2 separate regions of the Homo sapiens genome follow, and region 1 is linked to region 2. Evidence: chromatin contacts called from ENCODE Hi-C data. All regions are on one chromosome and are shown on one strand. Each heading gives the region's core, a stretch centred on a gene start or an enhancer-like site at or near the end of the contact. The rest is flanking DNA. Distances are from core to core; before and after follow the strand shown. Region 1 holds the start of PIK3R1 (phosphoinositide-3-kinase regulatory subunit 1). Region 2 holds the start of SREK1IP1 (SREK1 interacting protein 1).

Evidence for each region. A loop is a pair of places that touch in the nucleus more often than their neighbours do. Pooled maps may share reads with other maps.
Region 1: a loop to region 2 is called in a map of B cell, with 20 times the contacts of the local background. The contact joins the promoter of PIK3R1 here to the promoter of SREK1IP1 in region 2. A Hi-C loop is called at or near these places in 2 of 168 maps with a recorded cell type or tissue (B cell and naive thymus-derived CD4-positive, alpha-beta T cell) and 7 of 50 pooled maps.

What each region holds. Positions count from the first base shown.
Region 1 is chr5:68,213,318-68,220,211 of GRCh38, reverse strand. It overlaps PIK3R1 (phosphoinositide-3-kinase regulatory subunit 1), which reads right to left and starts at 4,456. Exons shown (of 16, transcript NM_181523.3): 1 at 4,263-4,456. RefSeq lists silencers at 3,740-4,839, 5,060-5,279.
Region 2 is chr5:64,764,203-64,770,435 of GRCh38, reverse strand. It overlaps SREK1IP1 (SREK1 interacting protein 1), which reads left to right and starts at 1,745. Exons shown (of 5, transcript NM_173829.4): 1 at 1,745-1,931. The coding sequence starts at 1,919. CWC27 (CWC27 spliceosome associated cyclophilin) reads right to left here and starts at 1,506. Exons shown (of 14, transcript NM_005869.4): 1 at 1,248-1,506. The coding sequence starts at 1,289. LOC124900985 (a long non-coding RNA gene) reads left to right here and starts at 1,940. Exons shown (of 4, transcript XR_007058787.1): 1 at 1,940-3,481; 2 at 5,315-5,461. RefSeq lists enhancers at 1,010-1,734, 1,453-1,772, 1,923-2,012, 1,164-2,363, 1,735-2,461 and silencers at 1,700-1,994, 4,057-4,196.

The DNA of each region.
Region 1 (6,894 bases), core at 3,207-5,706, 3.4 Mb before region 2:
GCCTAAATATGTAACCTCAGGAAAGTTACTTAAACCTCTCTGTGGCACAGTTTTATCATCTGTGAGACAGCTATAAGCAAACCTACAGCCCACAGAGTCATTATGAGGATTAACAAAATGACATACATAAAGCACTTCGCTCCATACTTGATAATAGGAGCTTAGGATAATTAATGCCAACATAGTACTTACTATGTGCCAGGCACATAGTTCTCAGAGTTGTACATATATCAACTCATTTAACCATTACAATCACTCTAAGTACAACAATTATCTCTATTTTACAGATGAGAAAACAAGCAGATAAAAGTTAAATATTTTGCCTAAAGTTACATAGCTAGTAAATTGCAACTATTATATTACTATTATTTCTATTAGTATTGAATGTCACCTACTGCCATTTATACAATTCAGATTTAACAGAGGAACAAACATTTATGAGGGATTTTCTTCTGCATTGCCTCTTAACTCTGCAAACAGTTCTAAGTGAATCCTGAATCTAGCTAAAATAAAACTCCCGCTGTCTTAAACCCCTTTTGGAGTAAATAGATAAAGGCTGAGTGTGGACTTTGCCCATGTAGTTCTCTCCTTACCTGAGGTAGAGGACGGCTCTACAGAGGTCAGGACAAAGGAGGCCTGGGAGAGGCCAAGGGATGTGTACATGTGTGTGTGCATCCCCAGGATTTAGAGATGAGTAGCTGTGTCCTCATGGTACAGCCCTTGATCCTGGGGCAGAACCCCAGGCTGGGACACTGGGACATCCGGGGAGGAAGACAACAGGCAAGGAATGGCTGGTCCAGATGCCTTGGCTTTATTAACTCACTACACTCACTGGTGGAGCCTCCTCACACTGTGGCCAGACTCCTGTGACTTCAATACTCTCTTGGATGATCATTAACCTGACAACTATTTTGACTACAGGTGCCTGTGGATATGTATTTGATTTACTTTAAGGAAAACAATGCTAGCAGAATAAAATCTCCAAAGATGTTTCTACAGTAGACATTTTTTCCAATAACACTATACTACAATCACTCTAGCCTTTCAAATAAATAAACACCTAACACCTAGGGGATAAATAAAGGCCATACAGACAAGTTTATAAGTAACTATATAGTCTATTTTTTCAGCTCATGTGGCTTAATGTACATGAAATGGTCGTTAATTGCCACTCTTTTAAGCAAGTAACTCCATACAAGTATTGGCAGAATCATGGCAAGTAATCACATTAGGGCATTAGGGTGTACGTAAAGGAGGCATGGGAAAATGCAGTAAATGATATGAATACTTTGAAAATTAATTAAAACCTAGGTTTTGATAAAAAGCTGTGATATAATTTATATTCTGCTTTCTAAAGTAAAAACTAACTTGATAATTCCTTCCATTGATAACTAACTTTCTAGTCTTCCAGGGCTTCATTAAAATGCTTCATTCTCTTGCCTTCACTTGCAAACCCTGTGCCCTGCAAGAGGGAGAGCTGGAGGAGCTCATATGAAACATACAATATCTTTTGCATTGTGTATGCCTTGACGTGAGAGAATTCCAAAACCCAACACAAACATTATCTCAACTGGCTATATTCTACTTGAGCATAAAAATCAATTTTTTTTCAGCCTGCTCATTCACCATCTCTTTATTCAATAAAACATGTATTTTGCAAATCACAAAATGCAAACACAATAAAAGCTGAACTAGAATTGTTCCTATTTTAATGATCATGTGAACAATCTTTCAGAGTAGATGCCTTTTTACAATACTCCCCTGAACGACCAATATGTTGATTGAACATATCAATTTAGGTTGATATGTTCAATCAACATATCAACCTAAAAATTATATGACAGTCATGGAAAAATGTAAAGAAATGGCCAAAACTTTTAACAGTACAAAATTTGGGTTAGTTTGAGTAGGTTTGCATTTACAATTCAAAGTCCTTCAAAAATCACGTTAGGTGAAACTGACATTACCAAAAGATAAACGCATACCACCATCATCACTGTCTATAATCAAAATATGTATTCCTATAACTTATTGTTCCACTTCTGTTTCCCAGAACCAACTTTATTCTGTGAGGATTTCCTGCGCTTAGTATATTTAAACTCAAGAAATCGCTAAAGAAAAAACATTCAATAAATGGGAAACAAAATGCTTTTTACACTGACTATACAGCATCATGGATAGGAAGAGACTCACTGATATCATTATTTTTAAAAAGCAGATAAAACATCAAATAGCAGTGTGTACACTGCAGAGTTCTGTTATGCAACTAAGAACAGGTCCCAAGTCAAGATGAAAGTTAAAAGTAAATGCACATTACACTTTGCAAGCCAGTATCAGATACATTAAACTTTCTCCCAATCATAAAAATCTATCCACTTCTCTGGAAAAAGTAATATGATTATCTAGTACCTACCTGCATATAAAAGCTGAAGAGGCAAGCAGTGACAATACCCAGCAGTTCTGCAAGGCAGGGAGCCTCCTCCACTGGCCTTTCCAACTTAAACCTTAACTCTGAACCAACATTTCTTCCCAAACTTTAGCCGCAGGCACGCGCGCGCACACACACACACACACACACACACCCCCACACATTACTCTTATTTTCTTTATACTGGTCAAAAACACTTGCTTCCTAAAGTTTAATCAACTTTTGCACCTAAGAAAACTCTTATCTGCTTTCTTCTAAACGGTTTTTCAAGAACAGTGTAATCTGTCAAAAAGTTGTATAGCTAGTGAGTTGCTTTTTCTTCCTTTTTCAATGTTAAAAGATACTTGTGGCCTTCTGTGCAGAAGTCACCAAATTCCTAGTAATTCAAACTGTGACAATCTAATATTCTAATAACCTGCTTAAGAAATGAACCTGTCTGCCCACTCCAACCCTTCCTAGCTAATATCTAACCATCTTTAAGGTTGCCAAAACGTAACAGAACTAATGAAGCATTAAAATATAACTCCACATCAAGCCTTGACCAATAAGCTCTGTGAATATCCCTCCTGATTACTAAAACTTGAGCCTCATCACACCAAAATGACAATCTTATGTTGCATTCAAAACCCGGAACTGCTTTATCCATTGGTACTTCGCACTGGCTGACAAAGAGGAAAAGAAGAGAAAAAAGAAAAAAAACCTAAAATCATGAAGCCCCCAAATAAAGAGCAGACTCACACTCGGACACCAACAGCGCTGCAGCTCAAGGGATTAACGGTGGAAGTGAGACCTTTCCGATATTAATAGCGCCCCGGGAAACAGAAGAATTCCCCCAAACCCAGTTGACACACATTCTGCATTCAACACGTAACAGCCATTCTGCATATATCCTTGCATTTCAGGCTCCAATTCTGGTTATCAAAGTGTATTTCTGTACAGGAGTGCCTGGCCAGAGGTTTTCTGTTCTCTTTGTCTTGTGATCTGAGGGGCAGTTTCTGAGCTTAGGTTAGAGCTGTGGTTTCCAGAGAATTGCCCACGATATTTTAGCTCCGGGTTGCAGGCTCCCTGGCTCTCCCCAGCCGGCTCCATATTGCTGGGCAGGTCCCTCCCGCCTCGCCCCACGTTCCAAAAGCTGGATTTCCGGGCGGTTCCAAGACCCCACTAAATATGCCTCCAACAACCTGCCCAAGCTTGGCTGGCAATAAACGCTGAGTTAGGGCCCCAGCGACCAACCGCCCCGAGGCGCACTTCCCCCACCCCGGAAGAGGAGGGCGGCAAACTTCGGAAGGCGGGGGTTAGGGGACGAGCTCCGGGGACCACCGCCGCCTCGCCCGCCCCGGGAAGGGCCCGGGCAGCGACCCTGGCTGCAGCTGGAGGGCCACGGGGGAAGGGAGCGCTCCTTCCCGCAACACGAAGGCAGCGGCCAGGGCGCTCTCCTCCGGTGAGGGGCCCCGGAAAACTGCAGCAAGGCGACAGCGGGGACCCTCCGAAGTGTGCGGTGACGGAGGGTGGGAGGAAGCCCGAGCTCGTCGGCAACTCCGGGGGCAAATGCGACCGGCGGCGTGCAGGACCAGCTCGCAGGAGGACGGGGGAAACGGGAGTCAGGATGGCGGGGATCTCACAGGACGCCGGCCGCGCGCGGGGGTAGTGCTGCCCGGCGGCCAGGAGATGCCGGAGGCGGGGAGGGCCGGTGGCCAGCCCGCTTCCCCCCGGCGGGGCTCTGCAGAAGGAGAAGCCGCTGCCAGTGACAGGAAGAGAGTCGCGGCAGCCGTGCACACATGCACCGCCTCCCCCGCCCGAGCACACACACCCGGGGCTGCTGCTGCCTACCTACCCCGCCCGCCGGCTTCCTTCCTCTGCGGGGCCCGCGCTGCAGCGGTGGCCTCCTGCCCGCTCGGTTCCGACCGGCCTCCAGCCCGGCTGCGACCCGCCGGCCGTGCCCGATCCGTGCTTGCCGTCTCCGACAGCTAGCCTGCCGCCCTCGCCGCTGCCGCTGCTTCCTCCAACTCCGCTCCAGCTGCTGGCGACTCCTCTCCGTGCGCCCGCAGCTCCAGCGCCCGGCGCTAGCCCCGCCTCCGGCCCGGCCCCGCGCGCCCCGCCCCCGAGCCCACACCAACCAGAGCCCGCGGCTCCGCCCCTTTCCGTCCGCACGGCTCGGGCCTCCGAGCCGGCGGCTGGCAGTGGGGGAGCGAGCTCAGGCCTGGCGGACCCTTCCTGCCACCGCCCTCGCCTTCCGCCCCCCAGCCGCGGGGATGCCCCGGGCGGCCGTGCCGCGCGCTGCCTCCGCTGCGGAGTGCTCTGGCTCTACACGTCCCGGGCCCGCCCGGCTGCTGGGCGTCTCCCAGCGCAGAGGCGGAGGGGTTCGGGGAGGTCGAAGACAAGTTCAGACCTCCCTGGAGGCTGGCTGCGTCTCTAATCCGAGTGTCTTTCAGCCAACCCCAGGCTTTTTCGAGCCCCTAGCGCCCCAGCAGAGTGGCTGGGGTGGGGAGGACTCGGATTCCAGAGCTCGCCAAAGCGGAGAGGCCCTGCAATTCCTGGTCTCGCCAGCACTGCCTTCCGAGTGGGCGGAAAACCCGCGGCACCCGCCTGGCGCTCCGGGGGTGAAGGAGGGGTGAAAGGGTGAACCGGAGGGACGGGCGCCCGCAGCCTGCCGCTGGCTAACTCCGGCAGCCTGGCACCGCCGCCTCCGGGAGCCAGGCGGACCCGCGAGAAGGGAAGAGAGTTTTCTGAGGGCGTACGCTGGCTGATGGCTTCTAGTCCTGAGATGACAGAGCAAATGGAGGTCACTCAGGCAGACCACGGGCCCCTCGGCGTTCGCGGAGTCGGGGGCGGGGTTGGCGGGGGGTGGGGTTGGCGCGGGCGGGGGGGGCGGGGAAGCGCAGGTGAATTACATTGTCTCTTAAAGGTGTTAGTTTTGAAATGCATATTCTTCAAGTAATAATTACCTAAGTTGCTCCAGAAAAATTTGATGTTGGTTCAAACCTTCCACTGATGGTAAGATGGAATGCCAGCACCACGTGTGCCACTCTTTCATATTAAAACATGTGAGAATCTGCTTCCTAAAAGCTCTTTCCAGATTCTCCTTTCTGCAGCTTAAAGCCCTGCACCCGCCCACCCTGTTTGCCTAAAGCCCTTTTATAGTTCCCTCCCAGTTTCCTTGCAAGAAAACTCTTAAAAACAAACACACAAAACCTAAGCACTTGGCCTCTGTAAAACGTTGAATTTGGTGGTTTATTCTTGTGGACGTTGGAAGTAGAGGGAAGAACGTCCTAAAATTCATCGCTTATCCTTAAAAAATATCATTTTTAAAGGTGACTCACCTAACAGAAAAGTAAGCTCCACTTTAGGCTATTCAGACACTGGTGTTTCTATTATTCCAAGATGTCTCTTGCAGAGGCGACACAAAAACAGGCAGCTACCCACATCATGTTTAAGAATACACTTTATCTGAAAGCAAATAGGAAATTTACCAAGGTACCTTCTTCACACCTACTGTGTGAAATGAAGGACTTCATGCATTCTCTGTCTGTAAATGGAATGATATACCTTGCCTTGCAGTAGAATTACTTTGATCCAATCCAATAAGCTGAGATGAAACTGCTGTGACCTTCCCAGTATTTCCTTTAGGTTCCGCTCTGAACAAACTCTAACAGTGAAAACCTTGCTAGTTATCTCCTTCTTCTGGAGATAGCTGGAAAGAGTCTTATGCACTATTGCAGTGGGATTCTGTTCACCCGCAAACCTAAAAACAATAAAATTCCCAAATGCACCTCCTCATTTAGACACAGTCTTTAGTAATTTATTTCCAGCATACATTGTATTTCCTTTACGTTTTTTCATCATAAAGAGTGTCCCAAGGGAAGAAAATAAGGCTCTCTTTTCATATACTAAATAAATTCAGTATTTCATTTGTTTTAAACTGATGATATCTCCCCATATCACTAGTATTAGCATTTTTATTTATTTTCACCTTCAATTGATTTCTATGAAACAAAAGCAAAGGCAACAAAACAGCAGTATTCAAGCTTTTTTAAAAATAATCTTTTTATTTAATAAAATCTAGTCTAGAATCCCCAAATACAACTATAAGATAAGAAGTCATGTAACAAGACCAAGAGGCCCATTGCACCACCTCCCTTCCTTCTGTCTAGAACCTCTGGATCCTTGGACTAGAAACATCTGGATCTCCTGAGAATTTGTTGGAAATTCAAATTGTCCTCACTGAATCAGGAATGCTGAGGGTGGAGCCTAGCAATCTGTATTTTAATAAGCTCTCCAAGTGATCTGATGCATGCCCTATGGTTTCAGAACTATTACTCTAAGGCTTCTGGAAACACTGATTGAAAACCTCTGCAATAAAATACTCACATTAAGTACCCAAACACCATGGTTCAATCAGTAATGGCCAAACTGTTGGCCAGCAGGTAGTGACACCAGCAAGGAGCTCGAAATAGCAGAAGATGTAC
Region 2 (6,233 bases), core at 496-2,995:
CTGGCAGGATGGTAAATCTATTCAATCTCTACCAGTGTTTATTAACTGGGGGTGATATTGCCCTCAAGAAACATTTGGAAATAGGAGGAGGTAGGTATTTTGGGTTTTCACATTGATATTAAATAAGATAGGTGAGGGGTGGGATGGACATACTAATCTACAATGCCCAGGAGAAGTTCAAACAAAGAATTGAAAGAATTGGTCTGCCCATAAAATATCCATTACATTTTTGCTGGGAATTACAGCATTTTTGGTTTCACTTTTAAATTGCTCTCATTACATTATCAAATGTCAATGAATAAAAGACTGTATAAATTATTTATGATGCAATCATGTAACAAACAGGATGGTATGTTGTGTAAATTTAGCTTATCTTAATTCAACTATATACTTCCAATCTCATTTTCTCCAATATGCTGATTCATCAAATTTCATATGTGATATAAGCTAGGTCTCAATTTAAGAATTCAGGTGACACTTATTCCACAACAGACTCTTCTGCCTTGTACAGCATACAAACATCTTGGATGGGAATTGGCATACATTAGCCATCAAATCAATCAGAGAAACCTTTCCCCATTCTAATGTGGTAATAGTCCCCATTTCCCACTTTCTCTGACTGACAGTCATCTCAGGTTTTAAAACCAGCTCAAAAGATATCTTTTCCATGAGGCTTTTCCTAACTTCCCCAGTTGTTCACTACTCAGTACCGCCATAGCAACCTGGTCTCTTCTCCACAAGCACGCTTATCAGACATACAGGCTTTTGTTTACCTGTCTGTCTCACAAACTAAACTATAAGCTTTTCCGGGAAAACAACTACCTTACCCATCCATCTTTGTATCTCCGGCGCCTAGTACAGTGCCCAGTGCCTCGCAGGCGTTCAATTAATGATTGTAGAAGAAATGGAGAATGAATGACCTTAGTTAAGCAAAGAATATATCAAACTCAAAAATGTCTGTTTAAAAACCTAAGACCCCAGAAATCGGCTGCATGAGTTGGGTTAAAGCATTAAATAGGACCGGAATGCTGGTAGGTAGAGAAATCTCCACTTGACTTCTTCAAGTACATCCTGAAAAGTACCAACATCAGTGTTTCGATGCAACATTGTCCACATGCAGGAGTAAAGACAACACTTCTCGTGGTCTCTTCCTACCACGAGATCCTGAAACCCACTCCCCACCCCAAATCCGGGAAATCTCACTTTGGGGATCCCAGGACCCCAAGTTCCCTAGATGAGGCTCTCACCTTCCCATTCGTGGGAGGCTCCTGGATGTAGATGTTGCTCATCTTGGTCAGTACAAAGGACTCTGCTCCTTACGGGGGATGAGAGCGGCCGGCCGGCCACTAAAGCTGTCCGCCTACGAGTACACTCTTCCTTAAGTCCAGTGGTGCAGGAAAGCTTCAGTTTGTCAATATCACGCAAGACAGGGACACCAAACACTACCCCTGCCCAAAGGAGCCCCTCACGGACGCCGCCATGTTGTTACCGGACCCGAGCACCGCTAACCCTGAGAAGGGTTATTCCAATGTACTCCAGGGAACGAGAAAAGTCCGTAAAGTTACCATAGCTTAATGTTATTTATGTTATTTGTATTACAATATTAGAAGGGACACTTCATAAGTGTTGGCGGTGTTTACACTACTCTCGTGTGCAGATCAAACTAACTCCCCCTCCAAAACTATCAGTAATGGTTCGGACCATGTGTCTTCTGCAATATGACTCGTCCGGAAACTGCATCCGCATCTACTGGTTCTGCCGTCGCTAGAGGCGTACAGGCCCTTCCCGACCGTAGCGAGGGTGCTGCTGCGCTGGGGGAAGGAAAACGCCGCTTTGACTGTGCCTTGTTCTCACAGCTGGCGGGAAGCAAGCGCCTTTTCGAAAGCCAGAGGCTCGAGTTACCCCTCTTACCACCGTCATGGCAGTCCCAGGTAAGGAGCAATTACAGGGCCTCTGCGTCCGAGCTCCGAAGGGAGCGCAAGGGAGGGTAGGGTAGGGTGCGGCGTGTACGGAGCAGCGCCCATGGGGATTTAGGCGGAGGCCTTAAAATTCACAGGTTTGTTTTGTTTACATGAAAAAGTTTACACTCCAAACATAAACTCTGAAGGAAAGAAAATAACTATCTTCCCCCCAGGAGCCAAGCCCCAGCTGCTTGGGATTACAGGGAAAGTGTATTGTGGAAGGGAGGGAGGAGGGAGAGACTGTAACTGTAGGCCTAAGGGGGCAAGCGGCCGAGAAAAACTACCTTAACTGTGGTATGGCTTAAAACTAAAACTTGAAGTGGGAACACTTGGCCGACCCAGGTAACCGGAGGCATCGTTTGTCTTAGAAGTCGCTAGGACCCACCGGGTGTGCGGGTTCTACTCCTAGCTCTTCCTGTTGTATGTAGCTGCTCCGTGGCCATAGATTGGTCGCTTTGTGCTTCTGGGCCTCAGTTTCCTTATAAAAAGAAGGAGCTTTGTTGAATTATATATAAGATTTCTTCTAACTCTCAAATTCTATGTCCAGAAGTTACTGACCTAAAAACGGTGAACTCTGCAGAATAATTACTTAAAAGATTTTCTCGTCCTCAACTACCAGCTTACTTGGAAGTTCTAGTAGCGGAAAGCATCTCCTCAAACCAGCTTTGCCACTGCAGAACACTGATTGCAGGAGACATTTTCAGAAATACACACTTCTCCACCCCACCTCCCAACTTGGAAATTCCCAGCGCACTTTAGTAATAGAAAAGATTCTATTCTATTAGAATAGAATACTATGAATTGCTATAGAATTACTATGAACTATAGAATTACTATGGTTCAGAACCCTAACTTTGTTTAAACCTGCACTTCCCAGTATTATTTGACCAGGTTCTTTATTCTGTGGCAGCCTTTTTGAACCTCCTTCTACAGATAGCTGTTATTGGAACACTGTGCTTTTGTACTAACTGAAGTTTGCGGAGGAGTACATCTGGAGCTGTGAGAGAGGAAATGTACACTCTTTATTAAGCCTACTGTGTGCCAGGCACTGGTACTGGGCATTGGAAATACAGTGGTGAGCAAGGTAGACATGGTTACGCTTCACACAGAACTTAGAATTTAGCAGTGAAGAGAGAGAAATTTACAGAAAGTGGGACAAGTGCCATGGCAAGGAAAATACAAGACCTTAGCACAAAGTAAGGGCACCAAACACATACAGGATGGGCAGAAGGACTTTCCAAAGGAGGTAGCACTTAGGAGGAGATCTGAATTGTAGGAGGGGTGGCTTGAAGGGAGAGGAGACTGCAGTCGGAGGAACTGGATACGTAAAGGAAGAGGAAATATGTGAAAAGAGGAAATGAAAGATGTTTTCTATGGATGGAACTCAAATACAGATGGGAGATAAGTGAGAAATTAAGTACAGAGGTAGTAGCTGTAGCTAATATTGACTAATATTTATGTGTCAAATATGTCAGAATGAAAGATGTTTTCTGTGGATAGAACTCAAATACAAATGGGAGGTAAGTGAGAAATTAAGTAGATAGTAACTGTAGCTAATATTGACTAATATTTATAAGTCAAATATGTCAGATACTATATCAAACATTGTATTCTATCTCATTTAATATTCACAACTGCACTGTGAAATGAGTATTAATATTCCCATTTTACAGATGAGGACACTGAGGGACAAAGAAATCAAGTAATTTGCCTATTATGAGACAGCTGGAAAGCAAGAAGTCAGTCTGGTTCCTCTAGACTGTGTACTTCATTCATTTTGCCATCGTATAGGATAACTTACAAGGTAGTTTCCAGCTCTTTAAGGACCTGTAGGCCATGACAAGAGGTTTGGCATTATCCTACAGATGGCAGGAAGCCATTTAAGGATTTTAAAGCAGATTCACATTTTGGAAAGATAATTCTGGCTAGAAAGTAGATTGGAGACAAAGTTTACCAGTTAGGAGTAATTCTGGTGAGTTATAATGATGTGTGGCTGAGATGTGGTCTCAATAGGTAAGGAGAGAAGTGGATAAATTGAAGATACATTTTTGGTGGTAGAGTCACTAGGAGTTGGTGATTGATTCAGTGTGGGTAGGTAAAAGAGGAAATGAGGTTTACCTGGGTTTTACTGTTAAGCAATTGGGTGGGGCTGTTTACTGACATGACAACACCTCACAAGGGGCAGGGGTTAAGGGGATGATGATGACATCCAGTCTGGGGCTTGTTGTGTTGAGGTTAGTCAGACATAGGAATGCAAATAGTTAATAGTAAGAGATATAATTTGTAGCTTAGGAAAGAAGTCAGAGTCAAAGACAATGATTTGGGTGTTACCCACACACATAATAGGAGGTAAGGCTATGGGAGTGGAGCACTCTGCTTAGATGGTGTGTAGAATGTGAAGGGAAGGTCTGTGGCTGAAGCCTGGTCAACATCTAAGAGGCCAGCAGCGAAAGATAAACCTACACAGTAGATTGCCTAGGCATCCTGATAGGCCGAGTCAGCTCTAGTGATCTTTATACCACACAGCTGCACCCAAAGTTGACCTGTTATCACTGCTCATTTCATTACTTGAGCAAGCCTTTTGGGCACCTGTGTGATATGGGCACACTGGAGGACACAGTGTCATAGTCTGTGCCCTCATAAAACTTTAAGCAGTACATGAAAATGTGCTACTTAAGAAAGGGGACAAAAGTGATTTTTTAAGGCCTCATTAAAATTCTCTTAAACTTAGACCAGTGTTATAGATATGTTAACCTTCTTTCAATTCAAAATAGTGCTTCAAAGTATAATAATGTTAAATTGTGCCATTAAGCTAGATGGCAAGCTATAAACTGTTTAAACCCAGCAATAATTGAGATAATAGGTGTGACAGTGCTGTAAAAGTACAATGCAAGTGTCATTAGAAAATACAGATACAGAAAATCGTAAGATAATTTCTTAGATGATCGATCCAGACAGGGTATTAAAGGAAAATAGGGCTAATCTAAACTTTTCAAGGTTATCATCAAGGAGGACAAGTATTATGTTAGGCTCTTTAATTTTAGGTTTAATGGATTCAGTTTGGCATTTCTTGGGGTGGTCCTGCTAGTGATTATGACAAGGTATGATTATAAAGTAACAAGGCTGCTTTCTGCAAACCACACATAAAAATCAGCCTTGTCTGTTTTATGATCATGTGCTTCACCCGTGTTTCCATAGCATTGTGTATAAGCGTATACCATTATGTAGGTAATGCAATGAAATGTAGGCATTTAGGAAAATCTTACTCTTAGTTGTTATTATAGAAATAATATTTGATCACAGGTTTCAGTGAAATTTACTTTCTTTGAAAAAACTGCTTTTCCCATTCACAGTTGTTGAAATTACCTCCAACATTCATGTCAGTGATTCACCACTCTCCATGAAGAGCTGAACTGGCACAAGTGGCAACGTATGTTACTGATGTAATTGGCACAAAACTGTTTTCTTATTATCTCCTTCACTGAAGCCCTATAGCCAAGGTAGGGAATTTTTCTGTGGCCAAGCTAACATTTCAGTCTGGCACATCACAGTGAATAAGATTTTTAAAACACATTATGATAGTATCTTAGTAATAGAAGAATTCTCAATTACATCCAATTTTTCTTTATTCCTAAACTAGACTATAGGTAATTTGTTTTCTCTCTAGTCTATATTGCACATTGCTGCTAAAATAATTTTCCTGAATCATATATCTGATCCTATCATTGGTGGGAGGCATGAACTTAGTTCTTGACCCCTATCTGTGAATTTTGTAGTTCTCTTCAAGCCACTTAACCTTTTGGAGGTTCAGTTTTTGTGTCTCCATAATGGAGTTGAAGGCTAAGGTTTCTTAAGCTTCTAAAGTGTTAAAAATGCCAAGTCTCCCCATCTCTCTCTGCGAGAATGCAGTGCACACTCCCAAGCATGACCAAATCACTCTTTCTACTCTTTCCTTCCACCACTCCCCTCATGCATTCTACAATCCTGCAAAAATCTGACTTGGCCAATTATTCTGTGAACCTCTCAAGTGCTTTCCTACCTACGAGCCTTTGTTATTACCTCCTATATTGCCTGTAACTACCTATGGGAAGCTTTCCTGATCTCTTGGCTGAAACTCTTCCCTGCCACTTCTTCATGCTTATTAAATAGAGCTCTGTGTCTTTTATGGAACCTGGCACATTCTATCATGGATTACAGCTGTGGTTGCATTACCATAGATAAACTAGTATAGTGTCGCTTCCCATGGGCTGCATGCAGCTCAGGACGACTGAA